Linked DNA regions of Homo sapiens: region 2 is linked to region 1. A link is a contact called in ENCODE Hi-C or POLR2A ChIA-PET data. All regions are on one chromosome and are shown on one strand. The core of a region is the stretch at or near the end of the contact, and the rest is flanking DNA. Distances in the headings are between cores, read along the strand shown.

Region 1 (3,771 bases), core at 448-2,947:
GGCACTAGGTGGCTACAAGAAATAAAGTTTCTTTAAGGAAAAAAAAGAAACAAAAAACAAAAACTTTGTACTATAGAAATTTTCATACAAATAACAAAACTAGAGAGAATATAATGAACTTCCATGTACCCATCAGCCAGTATCAGCAGTTATCAACAAGTGGCCAATCATGTTTACTTATCCTGCCCACTAGATTATTTTGAATCAAATCTCAGACATCTTAATGTCATCTATACATAATTTTTAATAATTTGATAAAAAGTAAGGGCAAGATGAGCACCTTGATCAGGCTATAATCTGTCAAAATTTTTATTTGTTTTTTTAAGTCTTGAAAGTTTAATTCACAAATAATTTTTTTAATGAGCAATTTATAGTGCTTCATTTCAGTGGCTCTTAAAGTACTGCAATTCATTATTTTTTCTTCCTCACCAAACACCCCCTTTTAACTCCCAGCCCTTGTTTCTTCCACCTCTACCATTTTCATATCCTCAGGCTCCTTAAGCGATCATAAAATAAAAACTTTACTTTTTTTTTTAACTGATTTTGTTTAGGCAACTTACAGTTTTGTCAAAGTTTTATTACATATAGTTTTCCTGTTGTTTATAATGAGGAGCGTTAAGAAACAGGTCAGTGAAACAATTATATTTCCAACTAAACTATAGATTTTGTTCATGGGAAGTTTTTAGGTGAGTCTTGTGTTTAAAAACAACAATAATGATAATTTTTCATCCTAAGGGCATTATGATGTACTCTCCATAATTAACTGGGTTCTGACTCAATTTCACATTCACCACAAACCCTGACCACACATTCAGGCTAGAGAAGCAGGGGCTATAAAACAGCAGACCTCAAAGAGCAGCATGGGGTGGGAAGAAACTGGACTTGGAGAAGATATGACTTGGGCCCTTGATCTGACCACCTATCACTACAGGACCTGGGACAAGTCACTTAGCCTCTCTATGCCTCAGTTTCCTCTTCTGCACTAAGGGAATAATAATACCTACTCAACTTATCTAACACAGTTATAGTAGAGATGGAGGGAGATGATTGTGAAAGCGCATTTCCATTCATAACATGCTGCACGCCCTCATGAAGTTAGGCAACATGGTGATGCAGAGCAGGGGTTCAGGTGTCAGACAGATCTGGATGTGAATCCTAGTGATGCGTGATCTTGGACATGTGGCTTTACCTTTATGAACCTGTTTCAAAACCTATAAAATAAGTATAATTACAGAACACGTGTCATGGAGTTATTTTACAGATTAAAAAACACCTGTAGGTAAAGCACTTAGCAGAGGGCTTGATGTATTTCTAGGATAAAGAACCTCAGAATTACAGAAGCCAAATGGACTTTGGAGAATGTTTCTTAAGAGAACCCTTTAGGGCTGCTCATTCAAGCTTATCTCTGTTTCCTGGCATCAAACTCACCCCCGAGCTTCCTTAAACTTAACTGGCTCCTTGGCCCAATGTGGCCTTCCTGGGGTCCTTTAGACCAGGCCTCACCTCCTTGATGGAGGTTTTAATTAGAGCTGTACTTCTGGAGCTAAAACAAAGACAAACTGAGCTCCTGGGATGAAGGTCAGGGAATTCATGTTCTTTCCTCAGCCTTCTTGTTATCCCATGGGTAACTTCATGCAGTCACGTCCAGATGTTGCTTAAGGAAAATGGCTATTGCTGCTGTGCCACAGACAGTGGTGAGTTATGATGCCAAAATGCAGTGACTCACTTGCTTCCTAATACCATTCACCTACATGCTGCTTTATCCATCTCTAGAGAGGCTACAGCTGCGTGACTAGGGGTTTCCCCAAGCAATTTGCCTCCTCAGTCTCAAGTGGGAGGAACGTGGGAAGAAGCAGATGCCTTAGAATAAGTCTGGTCTCCATTCTCACAAAAGTCTGTGGGATTCGCAGTAAGGGAATTAACATCAATCTGATCTTATTATCTCATCTGCCATTTTAAAATCAGCTTCCCACTCAAGTGTGATATTTTATACTGTTGATTCTCTTAAAATTGGGATCTTAACAAAGAAAAGCTTGCAACAGATGCATGACTACTGCTCAAATCATCGCTGAGGCACTTAGAGACCCAGAAAAGATCTTATGTTTGGCTTGCAGTGTTTCTAAGAGCAGTGGAATGAGGGAGGGTTTCTTTGCATATTTCCTGTGTAAACAAACTTACACCAGTAAACACAGCCACCTTCTCATCTTCTGTGACAGCAGCCAAAACTATTAGCCACAGCCAGGGCTTTTGATATTCATACAAAACCTAAATGTGACATGTAAACAGGAAGAGAGAGATATAGAGAGGTAATTACCCTCTTATAAGGAGAGGAAAGATGGAAAGGTGGTCACCAGGGATAGCATCTCTCTCCCACTCACAGAAGAAACCCTAGCATTTCCCAAACCTATCTGACCAAATGATTCAGTAAGTTAATAAATTACATAATAAATGACAAATGATACAGCATGTTAACACCGAGAGGGGACTCCTTGGTAAAAATAAATAAATAAATTCAAGAAATATTGGATTAAAGAAGTCACTTTACTGCAAGATTTATCAGAGTCTCTAGTATATGTGCCTTATAACACTCTAAGAAAGCCAAGTGTGTCTGAAGCATTTCCTAAATATATTTTACCATGAAACCCTTTACGTATAGATTATGTAAGAAATGGGGAAAAGTTCCCTAGACCTATATGGTTTGAAATCCTGTATGTTCAAAGGGTTGCATTATCCCACAGTAGGTAAAGATCCAAACATGGAAATAAGCAAACCTGTTTTAGGTGAAAGAGTTTGCATTCTGGATCTACTAATTGCTAGCTAAGTGCCTCTTGGCGCTTGTTCCTTTGAAACACACACTGTCATGAACTTGCCATCCCTCTCAGCCTCAAACTCCAGTTGCCATTAAAGGCAGTAGTCTATAACCATCTGTTATGGGTTGAATTGTGTCCCTCTAAATTCATGTGTAGAAGTACTAACCTTCAGTACCTAAGAATGTGACACTATTTGGAGACAGGGCCTTTACAGAGGAAATCAAGTAAAAATATAATTAGGGTGGGGTCTAAACCAATATGACTCTCCTCCTCATAAAAAAGGAAAATTTGAATACAGAGACATGCTTAGAGGAAAGACAATGTGAATTGAAAAAGAGAAGACGGCCATCTACAAGCCAAGGAGAGAGTTCCGGAACAGATCCTTCCCTCACAGTTCTCAGAAGGAACCAAACCTGTCGATAACTTGATCTTGGACTTCCAGCCTCCAGAATTGTGAAGACAATAAATTTCTGTTATTTAAGCCACCCAATGTGTGGCACTTTGTTACTGCAGCTCTAGCAAACTAATGTAGCATCTTTACAATCAGCTTTCACTGCATCTATTTATTCATCAAATACTTATTGAAAGCTTGCTAATTCCCAAGACTGTTCTGGGTGCTAGAAACACAATGGTGAACAACTACAGGCATCTTCCCTGCCATTATGGATCTTACAGTCTAACAAGGAACACAGATGTAAAATCAAATAATCACTTACGAATGTAAAATTACTAATAGTAAAAGAAAATAACTAAAAAGAGACAATGAGGATGCTAAATCATTCACATAAGCAGGTGCCTGACCTCATCTGGGGTGTCAAGAAAACTTCCTTGTGTCAATGACACATGAGCTGAGACTTGAAAGATTAGCAGGAATTGGTAAAGTGAAAGGAGGATGTGAAAAGTGTTCCCAGCAGAGGGAGCAGCACATTCAGGGATAAGAGGGGAAGCTGAAGTGGGTGAA
Region 2 (3,771 bases), core at 747-3,246, 280 kb after region 1:
CATGTAGAACAGTCTGGATAAGCTGTAAGCATTGTTGACCCCAGAATTGTGAAATTCTGAGCATGTTATCAATCTGGGATGCTCTTTTTTAGCGATGTCAGTTGCTGGAAATTTTTTCATCAGCTCTAGTCTGTCCTATTTGAAAGGACCAACTTGCCAGGTGCAATGGCTCATGTCTGTAATCCCAGCAATTTTGGAGGCCAAGGTGGGCGGACTGCTTGAGTCCAGGAGTTCCAGACCAGCGTGGGCAACACGGCAAGACCCCGTCTCTATAAAAAAATACAAAAATTTAGCCAGGCATGTTGGTGCATGCCTGTAGTCCCACCTACTCGGGAGGCTCTCTTGAGCCTAGGAGGTGGAGGTCACAGGTGAGCTGAGCTCTCACCACCACACTCCAGCCTGGGCAATAGAGCAAGACCTTGTCTCAAAAAAAATTAAGTTACATTAAAAATGAAAGAACTATTTCAAGAATTAAAGCTTCTAACTCTTGCTGTCTGCCTGAAATTGTAGTATATAAGATGTCAGCCCTACATCCTCTAACTACAGATGATGTAGGCAAATTAAGAGATAAATTAGGTAAATTTACTGCCAGTTGGATTGATGTGTGCTCATTGCTTGAGTTGCCAAATGTTTTTTGTGTTTGAGCTTTTCATTGATGTATTGTGTATCATGTGTTTGATAAAAGGGGCATGTAGTTCTAATAATGATAAAATCCCATGATGTGGAACTCCAGGAATTTATAGTGTTGTGTTGAATTGGAATTTCATTTAGTTAAAATGTGCCCCGTGCTACTCCCAAACTTCAGAAGATACAGATTGTACCCAGCCCCTCTGTAATCATTGAAATCAAGGTTGCTGTGACAACACACATCACCAACCCTTTCTTCTAACTGATATCTTTAGGTGAGTTTGGCAGGTTAGGTGGATTTTGTTTAGGACATGGGGAAAGACAAAGGAGTTAATTACTACTTCAAAGTAAGATAAAAATGACCAAAACTACGTTTTCTTCTCTCTGGCTGCTGAGTAAATGTCATTCAGTCACATGCCCAAGATTTGGGGTAAAAATTTTAAAGTCCTAGGTAGGATTACTCAATCTTGATAAATTTAAATGAGACTGCCTATTTCCATAGGTTCTCTAGCCTGGCATATTTTGTTTTATGATAAATGCTTATTTAAAGGTGCCTCAGTGGAATTTTTCCTGTGATGCAGATAAATTGTGGTTACTCATTATCCAGGGCCCTTGATCACTTAGCCATTTATTAGGTTCTAGAACAGCTTGGTGCTGATGGTCTCAGAGCCTCATAAAAAATAATTTCAGCAGTGAAAATCCTCAAATTACCTAACCTAGAAAATCAGTAGCAAAAGAAGGAACAACAGGAAAAGGAACAGAGGCCAGGGTGAAGATGCTTCTAGGAGCCAGAATTGGAGATGAACTTTTCACATATACATTTCATCGTGGTAGCCAATTCAGTTTTGTGGGATTCTCTGTAAATTTTCCATCTTTTCTCATTTCTCTGAAGTCCAGCAGCCTTGTGCAATCTTGCCACATGCCCATTCCTGGCAGCCCCTGCTCTTCCCATCTTTCTCTGAAGAACACAACTGCCCTATTCTGTGCAAATGACCAGGCAGCACCTTTTAGCCCCAAGAAACCAGACACATCCTCAAGGAGAGGCCAGGGTCCTGGGGAGAGCATCTCGGATTTCATTTGTAGAACTATCCGGGAATTGATTTTGATTTGCCTTTCCTAAAGAGGCAAATGATGGTACTAAAATTTGGTTTCTTCCTTCTAAGCCCATCATTTCACCATTTAGATTTTAGCTCAGAGGTTCCCACATTTTCTCAGTTCACAGTGCCCTTAATAGCTCAGTAATTTTTTCATCCGTCCCCAAGCCAAAAGAAATACCTAATAATTTAGTTTATGAAGTAATTGCAAGACAACTTGAAAGTAGTTGTTTGTATGGTGGTCAGCAGATGGCGCTGTGTTTCAAATTTAAAATACCCAGCAGTTAGCTGGATGATGTGGCAGGCAACTGTAGTCCACATGGACAGGCCGAATCCGCTACTCAGTAGGCTGGGGTGGGAAGATCACTTGAGCCTAGGAGTTCAAGGCCTGGATAGGGGAGTTGCTTGAGCCCAGGAGTTCAAGGCAACATAGTGAGACCCCCATCTGTTAAATACACACACACACAGAGGGGCAAAGGGAATAAATAAATATCCAGCAATGCCCCAGGGTGCCTCAGCACACAGTTTGAGAACTGCGTCATTAATCCACTTTCTAGATGCAGCATTCATGGTTTGGTCTTGTAACCTACTATTTTGATGGGAACCAAGTTGAGCCCACAATCAGAATTGCTCAGAAACTACACAGTCTGGAGTGTTTGAGGTCTTACTGTTAAGGGTTACATCTTTGATGACACCTACTGGATGGTTTTGCAGTAATCATGCTGCAGCCTAAAGTTCAGAGAATATGAGGGTGGTGGGAAATGATCACAGGGTGCTGCTGTAGCTCTGAACTGCGTTGTCAGAAGGGTTTGTTGACCTGGTGGCCTTTTTCCTGAGCAGACTGTGAAAGGCCTGGCATCCTGATTGGCTCAAGGCAGGAGTTGATAGATGCAGGCTCCCACAGTACCTTAAAAAGGAGAAATATTTTTTGTAAGTTCTACAAGTACAAGGTTTTTATAAGTACAGCGTTCCAAGTACCTGGGCACTCTGGTTGGCTTCAGTTACAGCTCACACAGGCTGAGTCATCTCTGCCTATGTATCTATACAAGCCATTTCACATCCATAGTACCAATACTTTTAAGGTCAAAAACAAGATGAATCTGAATGGTGGCCTTTTTGTCCTCCACCAATCCCTGTTTCTACCTTCATCAAACTACTCTGCTGTTTGCACTTCCTCACAACTTCCCTTGCTGCTTATATTTCTTTTTTCCCCTCAGGTGTCTCTCCTTCCCTTCTAACTGGCAGCAGCCCCCTTCACCTCAGGAGCGGGCTTTAGATCCGCTCTGCCAGGCAGCTTGCTAACTTCTGTGTAGCTCTCTGAAGCAGGTAGAGAAATGTTTTGCTAAATGCATGCCGCTCCCACTGCCTTTCTAGTCCTAACCCTCAATGTTCCTTAGTTGTTTGCCTTGTTTCCTACAATTTCAGCTAAAACTATTGCTCAGTATGCAGTATTATGCTACAGTGTCCCTTGCAAGTACTTGTTAGTTTGTGCAGTGCTTCTGAGATGTAATTAAATGTTTATGCAATGTTTAAAATAAACTCTAGAGGGCTAAAGCCATTAATATGCCCATAGGACACATCTCGATAAATGCTGGCATATATGGCATTTTCATGCAATAGAAACTGTTAGAATCAAGGGAGAAATATAAGACTAAAATATCAGTACCCTTTCACATAGCATTCTTGTTTTAACCTATGACAGATGGATGTCCAGAGCCTTTTCTTTTTCAGAGTCCTTGGTTTAGCAACCCTTGTTCGTTTGGTGTTACTTGTTATAATAGCATTTCTTTGCACCAAATGAAAATAGGTTAGTTTGAGTGTTGACAGAAGTGTTTATGTTGAATTTTGTCACATATGACTTTTGGATGAGCTGAGTGTAGAGTTTCTTTTGTCTGTCTGTTTCCATTTTTTCCATTCGACATAGTTCTTTTCAGTGCTCGGAATTTTTTGAAAGATTGAATTTCCCAAATGTAAGAAAGAAAATTTTATCCATATTTCCACACCAGTGTTACTGTCCAGCATACATTTTGAAATGATTTCTAGTCTATAG

Evidence for each region. Hi-C counts contacts between places; a loop is a spot of excess contacts on that map. ChIA-PET counts read pairs that join two places held with the same protein, here RNA polymerase II (POLR2A). Pooled maps may share reads with other maps.
Region 2: a pooled map shows a loop between it and region 1 (6-fold over the local background). The contact joins two enhancer-like sites. A Hi-C loop is called at or near these places in 7 of 50 pooled maps. POLR2A ChIA-PET finds 5 or more read pairs at or near these places in 2 of 52 experiments (activated CD4-positive, alpha-beta T cell and activated T-cell).

What each region holds. Positions count from the first base shown.
Region 1 is chr3:132,253,459-132,257,229 of GRCh38, forward strand. No RefSeq gene overlaps it. Among named protein-coding and RNA genes, the nearest start is that of TRC-GCA9-1, 23 kb to the left of the region's middle. Within about 2 kb of position 1,698, at least 4 of the 41 ENCODE cell types and tissues checked have a DNase peak (open chromatin) inside an H3K27ac peak, as active enhancers do.
Region 2 is chr3:132,534,220-132,537,990 of GRCh38, forward strand. The region is part of intron 55 of DNAJC13 (DnaJ heat shock protein family (Hsp40) member C13); the gene reads left to right. Among named protein-coding and RNA genes, the nearest start is that of ACKR4, 61 kb to the right of the region's middle. Within about 2 kb of position 1,997, at least 3 of the 41 ENCODE cell types and tissues checked have a DNase peak (open chromatin) inside an H3K27ac peak, as active enhancers do.